Regions from separate parts of the Homo sapiens genome. Here all the other regions are linked to region 2. Evidence: read pairs that join two places in POLR2A ChIA-PET (ENCODE). Cell type or tissue: HepG2. All regions are shown on one strand.

The links. Peaks named below come from ENCODE experiments on the same cell type or tissue, not always from the same donor. Only the 100,000 strongest peaks of a DNase experiment are listed, where the experiment ranks them.
Region 1: POLR2A ChIA-PET joins it to region 2 with 17 read pairs; 3 of 35 experiments call an interaction of 5 or more read pairs at or near these places.
Region 3: POLR2A ChIA-PET joins it to region 2 with 14 read pairs; 4 of 35 experiments call an interaction of 5 or more read pairs at or near these places.

Annotation. Positions count from the first base shown.
Region 1 is chr6:11,007,975-11,015,974 of GRCh38, forward strand. It overlaps ELOVL2 (ELOVL fatty acid elongase 2), which reads right to left. Exons shown (of 8, transcript NM_017770.4): 2 at 2,772-2,835. It also overlaps the pseudogene LOC100421248. Among named protein-coding and RNA genes, the nearest start is that of ELOVL2-AS1, 32 kb to the right of the region's middle. In HepG2, CTCF peaks have their summits at 3,904 and 5,860 (motif pointing left); DNase peaks (open chromatin) are centred at 247, 1,587, 3,937 and 4,547; H3K4me3 peaks cover 1,569 bases.
Region 2 is chr6:10,951,519-10,959,518 of GRCh38, forward strand. SYCP2L (synaptonemal complex protein 2 like) reads left to right here. Exons shown (of 30, transcript NM_001040274.3): 24 at 3,598-3,699; 25 at 4,618-4,724; 26 at 7,266-7,357. LOC101928191 (a long non-coding RNA gene) reads right to left here and starts at 2,571. Exons shown (of 3, transcript NR_125851.1): 1 at 2,527-2,571; 2 at 151-863. RefSeq lists enhancers at 3,018-3,312, 3,070-3,119. In HepG2, CTCF peaks have their summits at 242 and 3,197 (motif pointing right); DNase peaks (open chromatin) are centred at 263, 613, 3,223 and 6,213.
Region 3 is chr6:11,032,479-11,040,478 of GRCh38, forward strand. The region is part of intron 1 of ELOVL2 (ELOVL fatty acid elongase 2); the gene reads right to left. Among named protein-coding and RNA genes, the nearest start is that of ELOVL2-AS1, 7.3 kb to the right of the region's middle. In HepG2, a CTCF peak has its summit at 2,750; DNase peaks (open chromatin) are centred at 4,840 and 6,703; H3K4me3 peaks cover 1,702 bases.

The sequences.
Region 1 (8,000 bases), 56 kb after region 2:
TGTAATAAACTTTCTTATCTTTGGGACTTGAGAAGTGTTAGCTCTTCCTCTGAGTCAGTATTTGCTCAGAACAATACCCCTTGATGGTACTAACATGGTGTGGGCAAAATCAGAAGAGGCTAGGAGACACCGAGAGGTTTATTCGGTGATGTGCCAGTCAGCATCAGGGTGTGAGACTTTTAGGAAGAAAAAAGGATTCCTGATGGCTTACATGCTAGACACCTTGTCAGTGTGGAGCTCATCTGATTCCACTGTCAACTGTCAATTTTACAATCTCCTTGCTACAAAGGAAAATTCCATAAAATGACCAATGCAGAGTAAACAACTGTAATCCTTTCCTCAATTGATCCCACATCCACATAATTCCAGATCACGCCAATCTTACTGGCAGCAAAGCTCAGTGAACTTGGCGCAGACAAGTTGTTGTTTAACTGTCTAGTCGAAGTGTCAAACAGAAAACCACTGTCACCAACAAATCATACTTCCTCCTGGATCTTGCATGCCTAAGCGAGAGTGCCCCCGGGGCCTGCATGCCTAACTAAGAGAGGGGGCTCCGGGTCCTGCATGCCTAACTAAGGGAGGGGGCTCTGGGTCCTGCATGCCTAAGGGAGGGGTCCCGGGTCCTGCATGCCTAAGGGAGAGGGTCATGCCCTCTACACTGAGCTGTTCTCCTTTCTACCCACTAGAACTGTAAGGGAGAGAACATAGTAAAAGTAGGTTAGAAGATAAAGATATTCTGCCCTGCCTACCCCACAGAGTCATCAGGAGGTTAAATGGAAAAAGCAAAAAAACCTATGTGAAAGGATTTTTTCAAAGCTGTATAGAATCAGTATCATTATATTAAAACTATATAGTCATGCATTTAGAACAGTTAATAGAGCCCATGGAGAAAATGGAGAATGGCCTAAATACTCAAGTGATTGTTTAAAGATCTTGAGAAACAGGAAAACCTCCTCATTCCTTGCTCTCTCACTCCTCCAATAGGGCTGAGGAAATAACTTGTAGAGAACTAAGGACTTTTCACAGTTCTGTGAGCCAATAAGGCTCAAGTAAAATGAAACCTTCTGTCTAGAATTCATTCATTTATTTGGAAAATATACAGTGCTGAATATGTTCCCAGAACTGTAATAAACCCTGGAGATAAATGGTGAGTAAAACAGCCAGGGTTCCTGCCCTTCTGGGAGAAATCGCTGTTGGTAACAATGAAGTATCTGAAGGAAGTAAACAAGGGTTGAAACAGAATGATGAGGGACCACAGCAGACCCCTCTGGATGCCTGAGCCTGCAGATACTCCCAAACCCTGTAGGTACCATGCTTTTTCCTGTACATATACACCTATGGAAAATTTATAAATTAGGCATAGTAAGAGATTATAACAATATACTATAATAAAAGTTATGTGAATGTGGTCATCTCTCTATCTGAAAATATCTTACTGTATTGTGCTCCCCTATTTTTGGACCATGGTTGACCACGGGTAACTGGAACTGCAGAAAGCGAAACTGCTGCTAAGGGGGGACTACTGTACCTTAGAGAGGCAAAGCCCAACTGAAAAGGCAACGTTTAAGCTGACACCTCAAGTGTGACAGGAACTGACTCATCTGGAGGGAGGGGTAGGAGATCCTAGGAAGGAATTCCAGGCTCAGGGAATAGCACGTAAAAGAATTTTACATATTTGCAGAATTAAAAGATGGCTTGAGCAGCTGTATGAAAGCCAGTGAGGACGACGGATACTGACTGAGTTGGAGAGGTTGCTGGGGTTAGACAGCCCAAGGGTGCGCAGTCCATGATAAGAAGTTTGGTTTTTACCTGAGAGCAGTGGGATGACACTGATGAGTTTTAAGCTACAGTGCCATGCAATATGACTTAGGTCTTTAGAATGTCATTCCAGCTGACACTGAATAAATGACTGGAAGGGGCAAGAGTGGAAGAGGGGAGGCCTGTTAGGAGGCCACTGCAGTACAGTAAGCGACTGGTGATGAAGGAAAGATGGAGAGATGTCTAAGCTCATCCTACCTACGGGCCCCGGGCAGAGAAAGCGCACACATCTTTTTTTTTTTTTTTTTTGAGACAGAGTCTCACTCTGTTGCCCAGGATGGAGTGTAGTGGCGCGATCTTGGCTCACTGCAAACTCTGCCTCCTGGGTTCAAGTGATTCTCCTGCCTCAGCCTCCTGAGTAGCTAGGATTACAGGCATAAGCCACTACGCCTGGCTAATTTTTGTAATTTTAGTAGAGACGGGGTTTCACCATGTTGGTCAGGCTGGTCTTGAACTCCTGACCTCATGATCCGCCCACCTCAGCCTCCCAAAGTGCTGGGATTACAGGCATGAGCCTCCACACCCAGCCAGCGCACACATCTTTAAAGGGAATTTATCAAGGCATCTAAGGGCAGAAATGTCACATATAACTAGGATGTAAGAAAGGTGGAAGATGAATGGGCAGTGGAGAGGAAACAAGAAAGCAGCATCCTTTAGAAGGAAAGTTACAACCCGGCTTTGTAGCCAGACAGACACTGGAGGAAAGCATTGCATTTCACTCTATCTCTGCTTCCTGCTCCCAGAACTTCTTTAATCCCAGGAGAGGTTAAGCAGTAGGAGAAATGGGATCTTCTGGACATTCTGGAAGGATATCAAAGTTGAGGAAGTTAAGTTTCTAAATATTAAGTACCTTACTATTTCCAAGACACCAGAAATAACATAATCCCTTTCTATAACTAAATGGTGTTCTTCCTGTGTTCCTTCCACATTAAGTTCTCAAGTAATTCACTGACCTCGCGGTCCAAACATATTGTCCAAAAAAGCATTGATTTCATCATCAAAGGCCTTTAGATGTTCCTAAAAAGAGAAAGAAAAAATGATTTAAGTGTTTTTTTCTTCTTTTTTTGAAACGGTCAAAACAAGCCACTACCAACAACATGTAACTGACAGACTTTCAAAGGGTCCCAGCTTCAAGGACTTTTGACTGCAAAGACTTAAGGAAAGAGGACAGTAAATGCATCCTCACCTTTCACAAGCCTATAAAGATTTGGAAGGAAACAATTCCTCTTATTTCCTTAGGCAAGAGGAGTCCTAGAGAACAGACTTGGTGCATTTAAACATTGAAGGGTTGGCCAGGCGCGGTGTCTCACACCTGTAATCGCAGCACTTTGGGAGGCTGAGGCAGGCGGATCACGAGGTCAGGAGATCGAGACCATCCTGGCTAACATGGTGAAACCCCATCTCTACTAAAAATACAAAAAAAATTAGCCAGGCATGGTGGCAGGCACCTGTAGTCCCAGCTACTCAGGAGGCTGAGGCAGAAGAATGGCGTGAACCCGAGAGGCAGAGCTTGCAGTGAGCCGAGATCACGCCACCTCACACCAGCCTGGGCGACAGAGTGAGACTCTGTCTCAAAAAAAAAAAAGAAAAAAAAACATTGAAGGGTTATTGACCTAAATTCCATTTACCTCTAAAATGCTTATAGGCAAAGCTGTTCCATAAGCAACTTCCCTTGTTACAATAACAGTTGTGGGTAGGCAATAGAGAACATCTGTTTCCACAAAATATATTCATAAATCCAGTTTTAAAATGAAAATTCAGGCTGAACTGTATTTCGTAAAACTGAATCTAAAACTTTAAGTAGGACTGTTTTTCAAGTAAGGAGCATTACAGCTATTTTTTCTATTTATGTTTTGTTTGTTTTCAAACTATTTCTTACACATTAACATCTACTTTATATTACTGTAAATAGTGCCACTTGGGTACACCCGATTAATTATTGTCACTTTCACTGGATTCAGGTGGGAGCCGGAATACTGCCAGCATGGTCTGCTCTCACGCTGCTCAAAATACCCGTTCAGGTATTTCCCAGCTCCGCCACAGAGGTCTACAGCACCTCCTCAAGCAACCAGAGGAGAAGTCAGAACATTACCAGTATTTCCAGGAAGGTGGGGCCAGCGGGTTGGTCCCTGACTGTGTGTGAGCTGAGCATGACAGCCTCGGGAAGTTGATATGGAGCATGCATTAGATTCAGCTCACTCTCAAAAAAAGTTGTAAGTGCCAAAACAGATGATTAATTTGCTGGCATCTGAAAAAGAGGAGCGGCATGTTTGCTGCCTGGCACATATCACTTGGACCTATTCCTTATTTGTGACTCTGATCCTGAGAGAAATTTCAAGGAAACGTATGTCTTCGGGAACTTTAGAAAGCTTGGGAAAGAGGATGAAGATGATGACTAACATTGACTGGCACCTACTATTGCTGGCCAGCATATAAGGAACTTTATCTTCATTATTTCATAATATCTTTATAAAAAATATCTGGGCTAAACCAAGCCTGAAAATTTTTAAACAGTATATTCATCTTTGTTTCCATGTAGGGCATCTCGGGAGGCCCCCGATGTGAGAAAGGTCAGTTACCTGAGATCTCAGTGTGACAGAATATGATCTGTGTTGCTTTAGAATGGGGGCGGCTGACCAGAGGCCTCTCAGTCTTGAGCAAAGAATGTTAATCTCACAAATGTACTCACCATCATAACAAATGCCAATGAAGTCTTTCTTCCATTGCTGCACCCACAAACAAATGTTTAAACTGTTTCAGCTTGTTTGCTAAGGTTCAAAATCCATTTTCCAACATTTGTAGAGCTAAGAAAACGCTAAAGGTCACAAAGCCCGTATTATTTCTATATTGCAAAAATTTAGTCACAGTGGAAGAAGGGCAGAAACAAAAGTAAAACAAGGGAAGATGTGGAGAACAGAAAAGGAAAGAGATGAATAAAAAGAGGCATTCCATTCCTTTATTCATTAATTTATTGATTCATTAACCAATTATTTGAGGATTTTATATACTAGCACTGTTATATGCTGAAAAATAAAGTCAAATGAGATGTGGTCCTTATCGTCACAGAGTTCTTAGTGGAGAGAGAGTAATACACAAATAAATAAAAAAATTGCAGTACCAGTGTCTTAAATATTATAAGAGATGTGCTATAAAGGATAGAGAAACATACTTTAATTTAGATCTCTTAAAAAGTAAAGCCTTCTTGGAAGAGATAATGCTGTGGCTGAATTTTGAAAGACTGGAGACATTTTCCAGATGGAGAAGGAAAGAAAGAACACATCAGAAAGAAAGATTAACATAGATAAAACACATTGAGGCATGACTCCCTTGGGAAATGTTTTTATGGCCAGGGTCTCTAGTGACCTATCTGACAGAGAGAACCACAGCCAATGCTGGGAAAATCAGAAACCTGATAAAAATTCTCTCTTTATTTCTGGGTTACTTAATATAGTTAGTAAGGAAGTAGTCTAAAAAGGCAATGATGAGATGAGGTGATGTCAGGGGAACAAACTGAGGTTTACACTGGAATAGTAAAACATAGCATAAGCACAGAGAGGTCTGCAGTGTTAGTGAACTGGGGTGAGATTAGGAAGGCTAACTGGGCAGAGCTTGGACCACAAAGTCCTAGCTGCACACTAGACTAGATTCTGTATGTAAATGTCAAGTGTGCTGGACAATGTCTGAAGATTAACACCAACTTAGGAGCAGAGAAAAAGCAGCAAACTCCATGCATTTCATTGACACATTTTTGAACAGCATTCGTGTACATAACACTTTGTCATACATATGAAGGAAAAGGAGACAGAGTAGTTGACTGAAAAGTTTATGCACAAATTGGGAAAGTGAGACATAGAAAGTCAAACAGCAAACAACCGAGAGGAGGAGGACACACAGAACTGCCACACGACAGAAGATACAGGCGTGCGGATGCAGGATGGGTTTTTCAAGATGGTTAGAATTGGGTGGATGAGAAGGGAACAGTATAGCCCTTAGACCTGAGCGAGAGGCACTGGCCTGAGCCCCACACTTTCAAGGCCCCCTTCTGGTCATCCTTTGGCCACGTCCCTCCACAAAGCAAAAAAAAAAAAAAAATCCTTTGAGCCAAGGGATCATGCCTCCCTATGGCCACAACTTAGCCTCCCCAGATGACATTTCAAGTTCCCCAGGCCACAGAATTCTCTGCGAAATAACCCTAGATCCACTTCCAGAACAACTCCTTGCCCTTACAAGAAAGTCTGTGTTCAATGACTTGGAATTCAATTTGTGGCTGTGTACAGCAAATATGAGAAGAATGGAAAGACTGGTAGCAGGGAGAGCCTTATTTAACTCTGGACCCCTGATTACTTACCACAGTTGGTAGGAATGTAAAATGGTACAACCACTTTGCAAAACAGTTCAGTAGTTTGGTAAAAACATAAACATACACCTACCATATGATCCAGTTTTCCACCCCCAGGTATCCATCCAAGAGAAAAGAGGAGTTCGAAACCGGTTTGGCCAACATGGTGAAACCTCAGCTCTACTAAATATACAAAAATTGGCCGGGCGTGGTGGTGCACACCTGTATTCTCAGCTACTCAGAAGGCTGAGGCGGGAGAATCACTTGAATGCAGGAGGCGGAGGTTGCAGTGAGCTGAGATCGCACCACTGCACTCCAGCCTGGGCAAAGAAGTGAGACTCTATCAAAAAAACAAACAACAACAACAACAACAAAAACTAAACTAAAACGATAGAGACATATACAGAGTAAAAAGTTAGTCCCTCCCTTTTCCTTCTCCCCATGCCCACTATCCTCCTTGCCTCTCCAGCAGTAGTCACTGTTAACAGTTTGATGTGTGGTCTCTGGCATTTGCCTTATGTGTATACTATATGTACTTGTACATACATGCCTAGGCAAGTAGATTGGAGTTGGTAAACAATTTATTTCTCTAAATCAAATCCCAGAAAGCAGAGTTTGTGTTTATGTTATCTGATTGCACTCTGATTTTCTTTCTTACAGGAAAGCATTCTTTAAGGCTTAGGAAACTATAGGAATTCTTTGAGGCTTTTCTTTTTTTACCTAGTTTATTTAACTTATTTTTATTAGTAATTTGAATAAAGGTTTTCCACCCCCATGCAAAGACTTGAACGCAAATATTCATAGCAATTTTATTTGTAATTGCTAAAAAGCAGAAACTCCCAAATGTCCATCAACAGGTGACAAATTGTGTATAGCCATATAGTAAATACTACTCAGCAATATAAAGGAATGAACAATTGATGTACACACAACATGGATGTATCTCAAAATTATTCTGCATGAAAAAAGCTACACAAAAATTACATACTGTATGTTTCCATTTATATGAAATTCTAGAAAATATAACTTATAGTGACAGAGAGGAGATCAGTGGTTGGCTGGGGACTGCAGAAGAAGAGACCAGAATAGCCTTCAAAAATGAGGGCTAAATAAGGACATATTCATATATGCCCAAGTGAGAGAATCTGTAACCAGCAGAACTGCACTACATAGTATGCTAAAGATGCTCTTCATGCCAAAGGGAAATGACTCCATATGGAAAGTAAAATGTGCAGAAAAGACTCAAGACAACCAAAAATGGATCTATGTAATTGAAGAGCCATATTCTGAGCACCCCAGAGCAAGCCAGCCTCCCCTACCTCATCACACCACTGTTACAGCCAGCAGCACCAGCACCACCTCTAATGCCCCGTCCATCGCCACCACCAGGAATCAGTGTGGCCTAATATCCAGGGATGCCCTGGACCTGTCCCTTCTATTGGCAATAAATACACCACTTGGAGGTAGTAGGGATCCATGTAAGGCAGTCTCACAGGACTGACTTCTTATAGAAATCTGAGAGGGTCTTCTTGGCATGGAATGTGCAGCTCCTAGTGCTGGTAGACTGGCTCACCATGCATGCCTGCCTTCTGTGGGTAGGTGGGAAACAGAAGAGCCAAGAAGGACACACTTCTTGGGCACTTTTTGCCACCCTGATGCTGACTGGGACTTCCACCCATCCCTAACTCTATCAGTTGGAGGTCAGCACAAACCAGGGCATCTCAAATGGGAGGGCATTTCCCAGTTGGCTCTTAAAGGTTTAAGTCTGTGATCACTGCTTTATCCTCAAAACCCTGATGGCCAGATTTTCTTCAGCAAAGGCTGCCTTGCAATCAGAATCACT
Region 2 (8,000 bases):
TTATCAGTTGAGTTATCCATTCTTAACTGCATTAATCTATACAAAAGATATTTAGTAGTTCCCATCAAACTGAGTAATTCAACAGTAAAGATAGTCTTTAAATTGTCATACTCTTAGCACTTAATAAACATCGGTAAACAAAGTACTTGCCTTGGGAAAGCGCTGTAAAAACCACAGAGGATCTTTTGGTAGATTCTGTTCTTGCTCAGGAAAGACTGTTGGCCTTTATCATTGTTTACCACAGGGTGTCACTTCAGAGCAAGGTTTCAAAAAATGCCTTAACTTAGGGGAGCTTGGCTGTTAACCATAGGTCTGGCATTAAACATTGTTTTTAACAGAAGTTTTGTAAGTTGAAAAATACAACACAGATGCCAAACATACGTTCACTGAAACTTGTGCCCAGTCGGCTACCCAAGATAAGTTCAGAAGCTCCTCAGATTGTACCTGTCTTCACTTTTCTTGGAAATGAAGAAAGCCGGGTTCTTGTGAGAGCAGGAGCACACCCCCTCTGCAGCCACCAACACATACACATGGATTTCACATTCTTTTAAGATGACTTGACTGCGTTTGTGTTTATTTTTGAGGTGTTCTGTGTATGTAGTTTTAACTCTGTTATGAAAATGTTGAAACGTGCTAGTGAAAAGTGGCATACAGTTACCATGGAAACAAAACTGAGCCAAGGACATCACTTAGTACCTGCAGCCTCTCCTGATGAAGTGCTGGTTCTTGTGCAGGAGCCTGTGCTCTCTGGAGAGCCATGCCTTTGGTAAAGGTAAAGAACTTCACGAGCACTGCCACTTCGAAGAAGGTTTCTAAAAGTCTAGTGATTTCCATGTCCCTGAAGCCATCCAACTGGATGATCCCTTGTTAGTAGGTTCACAAATTCCGCATAATTCATTCAAAGGGTGACCAGGTTATTTACACGATGTTCCTGGATTTCTCTCTTTGGTGGATGTAACTAGTGTCTGTGCTGACAGATGCCTTGCTTTGCCCCAGGTATGCATGGGGGTGGAACATTGAAATTCAAGGACAAACTTTGGGCTATTGCTACAAATTTGCCACCAAGAAAAAAAAAAAAAGTTCCAGAAGGGGCAGAACAGGTAGTAAGGAAAAGAAACGTGGTGATTGTTGATCAGTGCCTAATTGAGGCTAGGTGGAATCCTTTTTAAGTGGTTTCTTTTGGCCCTGACTGCGGTATAGACACCACAGAAGATGCAAGCATGAATGTTGTTTGCCTTGAGGCTGAAAGAAAAGGATAGAGTTGTAATTGGGTTCTTTTTTTTTATTTTTAAAAATCTTTGCCCTTGAAATGACGGGATCCCCCCAGAAAATATCCATCCAAACCCTTCAAACAAATGGACACACCTAAGTCTAAGTGCAATGAGAAGAAAAGAGGTACTAGCTCCTATAAGATGCCTCTCACAGATAAGAGTATTTCTTAATGTGTTTCTTTTCTTTTTTTATTACAGAGAGGCCAGATACTGGCTGTTTCTTTTCTAAGTTCTGCAGAATGGGAATGTGATCTCTAATGAATTTTTCAGTTTATGAAAGTACTATTATAGAATACTAATTAGGGTGTCCCATGAGGTCTGTCCTTAATAGTTATTACTAGTTACTATTATTACTAGTTTAATCCTTTTTGCTTTGAGATCATCCTTTTTCTTTCTCAATTGGTATTTCTTACCTCTCATTTATAATTTTCTTTTTTTCCAAATTCATATATTTATAGATTCCTCCAAAAGGTAGTTTTATCAGATCTTAAAGTGCTAAATATATTAACTGCTATTTGTCTTAAAGTGTTAAATGTATTAATTGCTATTTGTCTATTAATAAAGGCAGTTTCTTTTCCTTACTTCCTGTTCTGCCCCTTCTGGAACTTTTTTTTTTCTTAGTGGCAAATTTGTAGCAATAGCCCAAAGCATGGCCACTATAGCAAATATGTAGTGGCTATTTAGGTCTCTAAAGCTTGTGATGTTTCTCTACCTCTACCCTCACCACTAGGAGAATTAGAATAAGAGAACTGAAATAAACTCTTATCTGTTGTATTGAGATCTCCATTGGGCATATCAGGTGTTTTATTTGTAGGAGCTTGGGTATTCTGCAGCATTCATCTATTCATTTGTTGAACAAATGTTTATTGAGTGTCTACTATGTGCCAGACACTTCTGTAGGTGTCAGGGATATGGTAGTGAAGAAAAAAAATGCCTGCCCTCACTGGGCCTTACCCTCTAGTGTGGGAGACAGATGATGGACAAGTAAAACATGTAGTATGTTGTATGTGATAAAGGCTGAGAAGAAAATTAAGCTGGGAAGAGAGTGTGAAGAGTTGGGAGGCTACATTGAAATTTAAGGTTAGATGGATGGAGAAATCCTTGGTGCAGATCTATGGGGATGTGCTCTGGTCAGAGGTCAGAGGAGTCTCAAGTGCAAAGGCCTTGAGGTAAGACCGTGCCTGGGATGTCCAAGGAACTACAAGGAGACCAGGATATCAGGAGCAGAGTGGAGGAAGGGTCACTTCGTCTTTACCTCTCACTATCTGCCAGCCGCATCGCCCTGCCTCTCGCACATAGTAACGTCCACATATTCATGGAATGAATTAGTGAAATTGAATTCCAGAACTTTCAGAGAGAAAAACCAACAGCAACTAGACAGGCATGTGACAAAAGAGAAGTCAGATGATGTCACAACTAAAGGTACAGTGCGGGGGAGAGAGTGGTTTTAAGTGGGAGGGATAGACTCGAGTGGGGTTTGAAGTAAAGATGTCAAATACTTGGAGACACAAGTTGGCCGCTTGAGAGAGCTCAGGCAAGAGAGAGATTTGGAAGTGACAATTGAAGGTGAAGGATTGACGATTTCCTCTAGGGAGATGGCTTTGGGCAGGAACTCAGAGAGGGAGGGATTCATTCCATAGGCAGAACCTTGAGGATGGAGGAGAAGCGGGCAGCAAAGAAAAGGAGGAGTTGAGCATAAAGCCAGGGCTCTGTGAACCATGGTGGTGCCATTGATAAGATGATGAGGACCAGACATGTCTGGGATAAAAGTGAACATCAGAATAGAAAATATTTAGTGTTATGCTGAATTGAAATGGGAATCTATGTTCGAGTCTCTCAAAATCACTTGAGCTGTGAGGAGGCAAGATGGCCTCGTTTATGACGTAGCCTTCAGCATAGCGCCGATGTGCCCGTGTCACCAGCAGATGGCGCGCTCCGGGGTGTGAGCTGAAGCACTTCCAAAGGCCCATCTGCCTGGAAACCTTGCTGTCTTGCTATTTAGCTCAGAGCCCTGGAAGCGTTGCTTTTGATGTCTACCATTACTGCTTAACTTAGGAACGCTCTGCCTAGTGAGGGGTCTGTGCTAAGCAGAGTGTTCCTAAATGTAACTGAGCTCATCAAAGGGATGCCTGTTCCCATGTTCAGGTATCAGTAGACATCGTGCTTCGATACTTGGTTTGTGCCTAGTCGATGCACCGAATGATAACTCATTAGCAACAGGCAGGGGACAAGTTTCAGATGGTACTCTTCACAGTAAGACATTAACTGCCAAAAAATGAACAAGATAATTTCGGGTCAAAAGGAAATGTGCTCTGTTTGCCTGTAGACATACCAGAAGGTAGTTTTGCTAAGTCACAACAATCAAGATTGGAAGAAGAGGTTGCTCCGGGATCCCCTTTCTCAATAACAGAAGAAAGAGAGTTGCCAGGTAACATCATGCACCCAGCCAATGGTTCAAGTAGGAGTGGGATAAATGGGTCAGCACAGGATGTAACAACATGAATCACAAGGGAGGTATAGTTTTAAGATCATAGTAGCTACAAAATCCTAAAAACTAAGCTTTTGTGCTTTTGGAGACAAATAAGTTGTTGCACAAATTATAGATAAAAGCAAGTGCCATTATCCCCTAGCATTTTTATTTCTTCCTCGTAACTCTTCCTTCTGGGAATTTTCAGGGCCCAAGGGTTCCTAAAGTTATAGGTCTCTGATATGGTTGATAGTTATCAACCAAATTTTTGTGTGAGAAATATCTATACCGATTAAGAAGAATGATCTGGAATGTCTGCATGTTTGAGGCTGGCCTTCTGGACAAATGGTACCATGCATTTTGAAACAAAGGGCTCCAATGCAACAGATTTGAAAGCATTGATTCCAGACAGCCTGGATTTGAATCCAGGAGCTGCTGGTATGAGCATGCAAGACTTATGCAAGCTCTGTTAAATGGGAATCCTGACAGTACCTACTTCACACAATTTTTGTGAGACTTAATTGATGCTTGCAAATCCCTCAGAACAGCACCAGACCCCTTGCAAGCCCTCTGAAGACTGGCACCCAGAAGCAGTTACACCAGAGAAATACCCTAGCTATATGTCCTCCTTAGAACCTATTACAACACCTTGGCCTGCTTCTTAGACAAAATGTCAGTTGCCCCGATTTAAAGTGCTGGGAAGATATAGAAGAAATGAGCACTTTCCAGAGAGCGAGGTCATGTCCAGGCAGTCAGCGGGGCTTCCATGGTTCGCATCTGTGCTTCCAAATAACTCATCCTCTGGGCAACTGATGAATTGAGCAAGTCTACTTTGAACACTTTGTTAGTTTTATTCCATGTTTTGTTTTTGTTTTCCAGAAGGAATTTCCACTTCATCCCTAGAAGTTGTGCCAGAGAACTTGAACGGTTCTGCCATTCTCCCAACCTTTGAAAACTTCACTAAAAAACGGAAAAGAAAATATGAGGTAGTAGTCCACAAAACTTAAAAAACTAGAGCGTTATGAATCTGGAGGACATTATGCTAAGTGAAATAAGCCAGACAGTACCACATGGTCTCACTTATATTGAAATCTAAAAAAAGTTGAACTCAGAAACAGGGAGGAGAAGGGTGGTTACCAGGGGTCAGGGTTAGAGGAAATGGGAGATGTTGGATGGGGCATACAAACTTTCAGTTACAAGTTAATAAGTTCTGGAGACCTAACATACAGCATGGTGACTATAGTTAGTAATAATGTACTGTATACTTGAAATTCGCTAAGAGAGTATATCTTAAGTATTCCTACCACCCCCCAAGAAGGTAACTGTGTGAAGTAATGAATATGTTAATTTGCTTGATTGTGGTAATCATTAAAAAATCTTTTTTTAAGTAGAGATGAGGTCTCACTATGTTGCCTAGGCTGGTCTCAAACACCTGGGCTCAAGTGATCCACCTGCCTCGGCCTCCCAAAGTGCTGAGATTACAGGTGTAAGCCACCAAGCTTGGCCCGTGGTAATCATTTCACAGTTTATATGTATATCAATCATGTGTATACCTTGAATACATAACACTTTTGTTTTTAGTTTTTTAGAGATAGGATCTTGTTCTGTTGCCAAGGCTGGAGTGCAGCAGTGAAATCATAGTTCACTCTAACCTTGAACTCTTGGGCTCAAGTGATCCTCCCACCTAAGCCTCCCATGTAGCTGGGACTACAGGTGCATGCCACCACACCTGGCTAATTTTTTAAAATTTTTTGTAGAGATAGGGTCTTTCTATGTTGCCCAGTATGGTCTTACACTTCTGGCCTAAGGTGATCCTCCTGCTTCAGCCTCCCAAACTGCTGAGATTACAGGTGTGAGCCACTGTACCTGGCCTGATTTTTATTTGTCAATTATACTTCAACAAAGCTGAAAAAGAGGAAAGAAGGAAAAGGTAGTTCATTATGAATTTAAAGTAACAAGTTCATATTACTTATCAATGCTGTTGTTGACCTTCATATGTGAAAGTGCTTCTAAGTGTTTGGGGAGGGGTATTTGTCTTAGCTGTGGTCACTGATTTCAGTCTTCGTGAATTGTGGTTTGTATTTATAAGACAGCTATTCCATGTCCATTTGCCCCAGTGGGACCAAGTGGACCTATGTGTAAATCAGACTGATAGTTTGGTTTCATTGGTAGCATTTTCAGACAACTGAACTACCAGAAAGCAATGATTTGGTCACAGTGATAGACAAGGAGGAGGGGAAGGATGGAACCAAGTGGGCTAGAGAGGAGTCTGGGGCCGGGCATGGTGATTCATGCCTGTGGATCCCAGCACTTTGGGAGGCCAAGGGGGGAGAATCGCTTGAGGCCAGGAGTTCAAGATCAGCCCGTGCAACATAGTGAGACCCTGTCTCTACAAAAAATGTTTTTAAAAATTAGCCAGACATGGTGACATACACATGTAGTCCCAGCTACTCAGGAAGCTGAGGTAAGAGAATCCCTTGAGTCCAGCAGTTCAAGGTTACAGTGAGCTATGATCATGCCGCTGTGCTCCAGCCTAGGCAACAGAGCAAGACCATGTCTCTATTTTTTTTAAAAAAGAGCAATCTGAGACAAAGACGGAGGTGGACTGTGGGTTGGTGGCCGGCTGAGTGGTGGCAGACCTTTGAGACACTGTGCATACAGCCCATCCCAAAATCTTGTCTACAAGATGAATATTGGAACCATTTCAGTCTTTTCCTTTTTTGTCCTGTTACTTATAATCCCAAATGACTTATTTATTAGTACATTTGAGAAAAGTATATTACTCTAACCAACATTCATTTAATTAACTTAGATCTCCAGAGTCTTATTTTCTGTGATACCAATGTAAGCCAATTAGTAATAGAAATTTATTCATAGTATTCATTGTGTGTATTGGTAGTATATTAGGCCATTCTTGAATTGCTATAAATAAATACCCGAGACTGGATAATTTATTTTTTTTTAAAAAAAGAGGTTTAATTAGCTCAAGGTTCTGCAGGCCATACAGGAAGCATGGCACTGGCATCTGCTTGGCTTCTGGGGAGGCCTCAGGGAGTTTTACTCATGGTGGAAGGCCAAGGGGGAGCAGGCGTGTCACATAGGGAGAGCAGGAGCAAGGGGCGGGGAGGTGCCACACACTTTCAAACAGCCAGGTGTCATGACTCGCTGTTGTGAGGATGGCACCAAGCCATGAGGAATCCGCCCCCGTGACCCGAACGCCTCCCACCAGGCCTCACTTCCAGTATCGGGGATTACATTTCAATATGAGATTTGGGTGGGGGCAAATATGCAAACTATATCAGGTAGCATGAGTGTAAATTTTTCTATTTCAACTTGTTCTGTATTGGTCCTGAACCTGGGGTAATACCTGACAGGTGTATAGGATGATGCCTGATCACACTTGCTTAGCACTCACATTTGCTATGAATATTATTACATGCTGGCAGCATCTTTTTAACACAAAGCATGCACTCAACTTATGTAATTATATTAAATGTGATCATCTTGTTATTGTTGTTATGATTTAGCTTAGGTACAGAAAGCGTCCGTTTAATTCAGAAAATGCAAAGAAAGCACCGGATTGCCTAATAAAACTTTTAAACCAGATGCAACTGTTCAGGTAAGTTTTAGGTTTCAAAACAAGGTCGTGGAAGTGTGATCACTCACCAACAGCGTTTATCTCATGACCACTGTGCTAGGGCCCTGAGGAGTTGGGGCCTGAGCAGATGTGAGGATTGATACATCATTTAACCCTTCTGGGTTTCCGGTTCTTCATTCATATGAAAAGGGTTTGAACTAAATGTCCATCTTAAGCCTCCTCATGGTCTACCATGATACTAAAATGCTGTTCTTAAAAAAATCATTATCCAGTTATGAAGAGAAGGCAAGCATGGAAATATATGTTAAAAATACAGGCTAAATGAAATATGCTATATCCATACAATGGTCTGTTATTCAGCCTTAAAAAAGAATTAAATTCTGACACATGCTATACCATGGATGAACCTTGAAATCATTATGCTAAAGGAAAGAAGCCAGATAACAAGGGACAAATGTTATATGACTCCACTTAAATGAGGTGTACCTAGAATAGTCAAATTCATAGAGGCAGAGAGTGCAACACAGGTTGCCAAAGGTTGGGGAAAGGAGGAGCTGTGGTTTAATGGGTACAGAGTTTCTGTTTGGGATGATGGAAGAGTTCTGGAAATGGATAGTGATGATGGTTACAAAACACTGTGAATGTACTTAATGCCATTGAATTT
Region 3 (8,000 bases), 81 kb after region 2:
GCCACATATTTTCCAATGGAAAAAGGATAATCAAATATTCCTCAAACAATTACAAAATACAGTCATCCTCTGTATGCATGAATCTGCATCCGTGGATTCAGCCAATCACTTACTAGTTTATGACTCTGAATGAAATAATCTCAGTCTCAGTTTCTTCAAACATGGGAAAGTGACTTTACATGCCTGTTCATTTATCAGACAAGTATTATTTGAGCATCTACTGTCTGCAGGTACCTTTCTAGTGCTGAAGTTACAGCAATAAAGAAGTTCTTGCCCTTACAGAGTTTATATTGCAGTAAGGGAGACAGATAATACACAAGTAAACAAAGATAAACAAGTAACTAATAACATGCAATTGAGACGACGCCCTGAAAGTGTTCTATAAATGGAAACATACTAACATATGGTATTCTAACTTACTATCACTAGGAATGTGGTAGAAAGTTCCTCTGGAGTTGATCACAAATTAGAGGTGTAATTATTTTATTTGAAATAAGCTGGTAGGGAATCAAGCCATACCAGAGACCCAGAAACTTCATTCCATTTGGTTCCAAGTACTCCTCTAGCCTTTTCTTCGACCAGTCCCTTACACAGTAAACTTCATTCCAGCCAGGCTGGTCTATTTACTGCCCCTAAATGTCTACCTATCTTGCCCCCTTCTAACATTCTCCCCTCCTAGATGACACAAAGTCTATTCTCCACTTATTTAGTTTTTTACTCCTACACTATTTAAGTGTATTAAGTCTAGGCAATTTTTACTATTTCCAAACTGACCGAGAAAAAGTTAAAAAAGAAGTTATGTGCATATATGCATTCTTTTCCTCATTATTTCCAACACAATACACGAATCCAATACACTTAAGAGTTTCTGATGTATTTAGGATTTTCATAACTGAAATAATGAGAATGCAGTGTGTACAACAGAGGATGAAAGATATATTTTCTTAAGGGTAAATTTTTAGGGGTTAAGGCTTTAGATTAAGCACTGTTGAGGAGCTCAAGACAGGCAATTTGATGTAGGTGGTTGGGCAAATAGCTAAGGTTTAATCTGATTATGTAGAGCTCTTAAGATTTTCTGAAGTTATGTTTCAAATCAATGAAACAATTTTCAAAAAACATTCAGTTTTATGAGTGCATAAGTGAGAACCATTCAATAAGAAAAGTTGTTTTGAAACAAGCATATAGTTAAGATTTTCAATTTTCACTGATTAATAAAACTCATGTAACCCGAAGAGGAAGAAACAAAAATCAGAGAATAAAACCTTTATCACTTTTTTTATCCTCCCCAGAAGAAAAATCCTTAATGTCGAAACTAAAATCCATCATGACAGGAATATGAGAATTTTTAAAAATGTAAATACATGTGGATTAATCAAGATTGTTTTATAAAAATCTCTATTCCAGGCATAGAGAAAAAAGTTAGGATTGTAAAGATAAACATGATTAAGTTTCTGTGGGTAGCAGCCACCAGTTTTGAGTGTTTACTATCAAGGAATCTTCACTATGTGTGAGTATACATATTTTAGCCATGAGAATACTGATATTCAAATGACTAAACAATTAGTAAGAAGTGGAGTAGGGAACTGAATCCAGGAGTGTGTGGTTAAAGAGAGAATTTTTCAGAAGCTGGCAATATGAAAATAAGTGGAAAGAAGTGACATATTAGTTCAGCCCCTTTATAACCTCCCTATCCAGTCTCTCCCAGCCCTGTATATTATGAAAATAAGATTAAACTTCCTAAATGATATTTTCATCATTTGACTCCCCATTTCAAAAGCCTAATTGTTCTCTATTACCTACAAAATCTAGAAGAAACTTCTTAGCCTCAAATTCAAGACTCTTTAAAATTTGACTTCTCTCTCCTAGCATAAATCCCATTATCCTGTTGGTCCACAAACTTCACACATTTAAAAAACACTTACTGCCGGGCATGGTGGCTCACGCCTGTAATCCCAGCACTTTGGGAGGCCGAGGTGGGTGGATCACTTGAGGTCTGGAGTTGAACACCAGCCTGGCCAACATGGTGAAACCCCATCTCTACTAAAAATACAAAAATTAGCCGGGCATGGTGGCACACACTTGTATTCCCAGCTACTATGGAGGCTGAGGCAGGAGAATCACTCAAACTCAGGAGGCAGAGGTTGCAGTGAGCTGAGATTGCGCCACTGCACTCCAGCCTGGGTGACAGAGTGAGACTTTTTCTCAATAAATAAATAAATAAATAACAAAAAGCACTTATTAGGGCTAAATGTGGTGGCTCAGGCCTGTAATCCCAGCACTTTGGGAGGCCGAGGCGGGTGGATCACCTGAGGTCCGGAGTTCGAAACCAACCTGGCCAACATGGTGAAACCCAGTCTCTACCAAAAATACAAAAATTAGCCAAGCGTGGTGGCATGCGCCTGTAATCCCAGCTACTCTGGAGGCTGAGGCAGGAGAATCACTTGAATCCAGGAGATGGAGGTTGCAGTGAGCCGAAATCACACCACTGCACTCTAGCCTGGGTGACAAAGCAAGACTCTTGTCTCTAAATAAATAAATAAATAAATAAAATAATAATTAAAAACACTTACTGAGCACCTAATCTGTGCTAGGCTCTGTGAAAACAGCCTTGTCCATAAATTGCTCAGAGTATAGTGTTCCATAAATATATTTGTGTTACTACTTTCTGGGGCCTTCACCCAGTTATTTCTCCTAAATAGACTGTTCTGTTCTACACTACATTCCTTCCTTCCCTACATACCAAAATCCAACCCCTTCATGAAGCATACACAAAACGATTTTGCTAGAAGTTCTTCCCATTCATTTGGACCCCTAGAGCGTAAGATTTCAAATTTGTGTGCACTTGATTGTTGGTATACAGATCCCTAGGCCCCTCCTCAGAGATTCTCATTCTGTAGGTCCGACCTCACGTAGCCTAGGAATGTGCATTTAAATATATCTGTCAGATTCCTAGGTCCATGCTCCTTCTATCCATCCTTTCACACAATCGGTTTCATCATTTTCTCCTCTCACTGAATTGACTGCTGAGTACTGTGGTGTCACACAGACATAGTCTTGATCTCAGCTTTATTAATCCCAGTGATGTTGGCTCTTTAGCTACCAGCCACCTCTTGGTCCTGAACACATTCTTGCCATGATAAAGAATAAAAGTTACCTATGCTGTAGGGTCTAGATTTTTTTGTCATAATATTACTAGTCGCATTATTAGACTAAGTCTTTCTATTGGATGGAATGGCACATGGACACGGAGGCACATTTACTGGACTGAGTGGTCCAAACACTGCTGACTTGTGAAGTATGCTTGCACTGGAAGAGACAAAAGAATCTCTTTTTGTACTACAGATTTCATGAAGCAGGGGCTGTCTTTTATATTTAAATTGACAGTGCTTACACACTGCCTCTAATTGAGCAGTACTGAGCACGTGCTGAATGAATGAACAATGAGTGTATCTAATCAAAAAAATGACTGAGGCAATGTATTTGCATGTCTCGAGAGCAATTTTAAAGAATATGTATTCAACGTAGAGAGCATATTTCTTTCCTTCAAAAGGAGAACAAATGCAAAATATTAATTCCAAAGTTTACACTAAGGACTTAAGACTGTTACAGACATATGTTCTGTCTTACACGAAGCAAGTACTGATGAGATTAGTGTTACGAAAGGTATTAAAATAGGGTGTTTCTGCTTACTTTTAAAATTGTAAACAGAAAGTCATTTATGAGATAGTAAACCTAATTTACAAAAGGAACATGATAGCATTTTAGTAGCAGTGGCAGGACTTTAAAAGCTTTGATGTCATAATCCTGCTATTTTTTAACAGAGAAACATGGCTTCCAAAATATAGTGAAGCCAGTGTGGTTGCTTTGTATTCTTGAGTTTGATGCAGACTTCAGGCAGTAAATCTCAAAATGACTTGTGATATATGCCATTTTTTTTAGGAGTCTGAACACAGAAAAGGCCAAAGGAAAGGGGGCATTCTCTTCCTTACAAAGGAATAACAATTCCCTGGGCTCTGGAGATTGAGATGTGAAATAGCCCACATGTACCATTTCGACTGCGTTGCCCCGGAGGAAAGCACAGCCAACTGAGTATTTTTCTGACATCCCAAAGCACGCTCTTCAGCATAAATTCACCACTGACATTAGAACAGTCATGAAATCTGCATTTCCAAAAGTCAAGGAAGCTACAGATCCAAGAGAATGTCTTCCCTGTAACAATTTCAGGAAAGCTTCTAGAATGGGAGCAGAAAGGATCAAGGTATTGGCTTCCTGTTTGTCCCAGCATGCCTTGGAGAACACTCTGCATAGACCTTCCAGAGACAAAATAGAACATCAGTTGTTCAGAACTGAATTTTCAGGAAAATTGAAAATAGCCTAATTTTACTTTTGCCTTATGGACATATTCTGTTTTCTTCTTTCAAAGCATGAGTTAATTTTTTTTTTTTTGAGGAGGGAGAGAGATGGAGAGGAGAGAGAGAAGGAGAGGGGAAGAGAGATGGGGAGAGAGAGACAGAGGAGGCAGAGAGGGAGAGAGAGACAGAGAGGGAGAGAGAGACAGAGGAAGAGAGGCAGAGAGGGAAAGAGATAGAGAGGCAGAGAGGGAAAGAGACAGAGAGGTAGAGAGGGAAAGAGGCAGAGAAGGAGAGAGACAGAGAGGGAGAGAGAGACAGAGAGGCAGAGAGGGAAAGAGACAAGAGAGGCAGAGAGGGAAAGAGAGAGGCAGAGAGGGAAAGAGAGGCAGAGGAGGAGAGAGACAGAGGAGGCAGAGAGGGAGAGAGAGACGGCATGAGTTAACTTTTAATCTAACTCCTCAGTGTAATGGTCAATGAGCTCTTTGACCCTGCCAAAGAAAAAAAAGGCTCCTCCCCATTGTCATAATGCATGTTAAACTCCAAGATCTCATTAACCAAATTCTGCTTAGTCACGTGGAAAATTCAACAGATTTAAATCTTTAAAGTATTGGAAATAAAACCAAATAGTAAATACCATATATGATATCAAAATTTTTGTGTAAAGCTACTGCTGTTCTGATTAATGTTTGAATACTACACTCGTTCTACTAAAAAAAAAAAAAAAAAGTGATGGCCTTACTTCTCTTGAAAATTACTACTATAAGGGAGCACTGTACCAGCCACATGCTCAGTACTGCTCATTTATAGGCAGTGAGCCCTCAAGTCACTCAGGCCACTCAATGTTCTTCTATGTCTGTGTACCATTTTATCCAAAAGAAAGCTTTGTTCCCCTTAAATTATATTAGTCAGTGGATTAAGTTTGATAAGTACATATGGATGTTGTTCACAATCACCTCCATTTCAAATAATATTTTCCTTTGCAGGTTCCATTTTCTGTATATATGAAATGAAACTTAAGACTTTATATATTTAATATGTTTAAGTGTATATATGCAATATATGTATATATCCATATCTATCTATCCATCCCTGTAATTTATGGGAAAGAAACTACATGGGGAAGTCACTCTGATTTTTCCATTTTCATATGTAATAATGGGGAAAAGTACTACTGCCTTTCTCAAAGGCTAAGGCTATATGGAATAGCAGAAGAGGTGGTTATTTTGGATTGAGAATATTTAGAGCTGGTTTTGCTACCTCTAGTATGTGACCTTGGGCAAATTATTTATCTTCTTTGAAACTGTAAAGTAGGTATGTTGCTACAGGACTTGCCTCTCACAAAAGTTTTTTTGTGAGGCTTCAGAAAGAGTTAAGGTGGATTAAAATGCATTGAAAAACATTCAACTGATTAATAAATGTAAAATAGTATTATTATACAGTACTTGAATCATATTTAAGTTATGCTAACTAAAGGCCACACATATATGTAAAGTAAAAATAATTATTTATTCAGCATGGTGTGCGCCTGTAGTCCCAGCTACTCGGGAGGCTGAGGCAGGAGAATCGCTTGAACCCTGGAGTCAGAGGTTGCAGTGAGCCAAGATTGCGCTACTGCACTCCAGCCTGGTGATGGGGCAAGACTCCAGCTCAAAAATAAATAAATAAATAAATAAAAATAAAAATAAAATTACTCAGCAAATCCATATATCATAGCTTTGTTTATATTTTAAGATAATCATTTTTAATTTCAGCAAGAACTTAATGCTATAAGTATAGATTTATCTAAAAATAGAAATACATATGCATTTTAATTTCATTAAAAACTTATGATGAAATATGGATTAAATTATTTAAAAATGACATAACCTGGCCCTTTCCACAAATATGACTATGAAGTGTAAATATGCTGTAGGAATACATATTATCATTTACTAAAAGGTTACACAGGCAAATGTGTATTGATGAAGCAGCTGTATTACTGAAACATGCTCAAACTGAATTGTGATAATTAAATAATTTTAAATTTATCAAGAGATTAATGATTAAATGGTTCCAAGTGCTATGTAAATTAGCAAACTGCTAGTTTTAAGTGCTGTGGAAAAAAAATAAAGCAGTGTAAGAGGATCAGGTGTGGTACATATCCAACTGTGTGTGTGAATATGGTGTGTGACATATGGTAAGGCAGGTTCCAGTTTTAGTAGAGTGGTTAGGGTAGGTCTAATCATGAAAGTATTAAGCAGACAGACATAAAGCTCTCTGGGGGAAAGATGTATACAGCCAAAGGGCAGCCAATGTAAAGATGCTGAGGCCCCATTTGATTCTAACAAAACAATCTTGTGACAGAGATAATACACCATTTAGCAAGTGAGTAAACAGTGTCTCAAAGCAACTTAAGCAAGGGAATGGAGCTAGTAAACAATAAAGCTAGGGCTAGAACCCAGGTTTCTTGACTCTTGGTCCAGTGCCTTTCGTTTTCTCCCTCTGTTCACCAGGCACACAGGAAGGTGCCCTGTTTCTTAGAAAGCACTGCATAAACATCAAGTTTCATTGCTATTGTGGTGGTGGTGGTGATTGTGATTATTAATCAGTTCCATGATATTTCTCTGTTACTATTTTTTAATTTATGCATCATAGTTGTACATATTCCCAGGGTACATGTGATGTTTTGGTACATGTATACAATGTAATGATCAAGTTAGGGTAACTGGAATATCTATCACTTCAAACATTTATCTTTTCTTATGTTAGAAATATTACAATTCTCATCTAGCTATTTTGAAACATAAAATAAATAGTCATATAATTTCTCTACTGTACTACAGACTACTAGAATCGATTCCCTCTGATATTTCCTGAAAGGAAAATAAAACTCAAAGAATGATTTCATCTTCCCTTCCCCTAGCTTATTTTTCTCCTTTATCTGTGCTTCTTTTCTTGAGTGGATCATTTTACTATCAGACTATCTGTGAAAGTAATTATACTTCTCTGGATATTTGACAAAGGAAAGGTATTAAGGGTAGGAATAACCTATAAAATAGAAACCATTTCTGACAACATGAAAAAGGGCTGAGGAAGGAATGGAGAGAATGTGGAGCCCAGTGATTCAGCGAGAGATATACATTTTCCAAGAGACAGGAAGTAAAAAAGTTAAAACAAAGAGTCTACAAAAGAGGAGATCTGTAGAAAAGGCAAAAATGGTGGAAAGGGGGCTCAAGGGGTGGAGGAAAGAGATTTTGAAATATTTTCAAGTAAAAATATGAGAATATTAGACAACAAACAATATAAAATAAAAAAGAGAATAAGAATCAGATTTCAGACACAGTAGACTGAAGAGCTGGTGGAATTACTAACAGCAAAAGAGAACAGAGAAGAGAGTCTGAAAGATGAGTAGCTTTCTTTTTGTAATGCTGGGTTTAAGGTGGCAGTGAGGTTCTCACTAGTGGAAAGGGTGTAAGAGCTTTAAGAGGTAAACTTGGAAGTTGTGTACAATCTAGAGCTCTTTGTCCAATACGGTAGCCTCTAACCACAGGTGGCCACTGAGCCGCTGAAATACGGCTAGCCTGAACTGAGATGCACTCTAAGCATAAAATACACACTAGATTTTGAAGATTTTCTATGAAAAAAAACAATGGAAAAATCTTTTTCTGC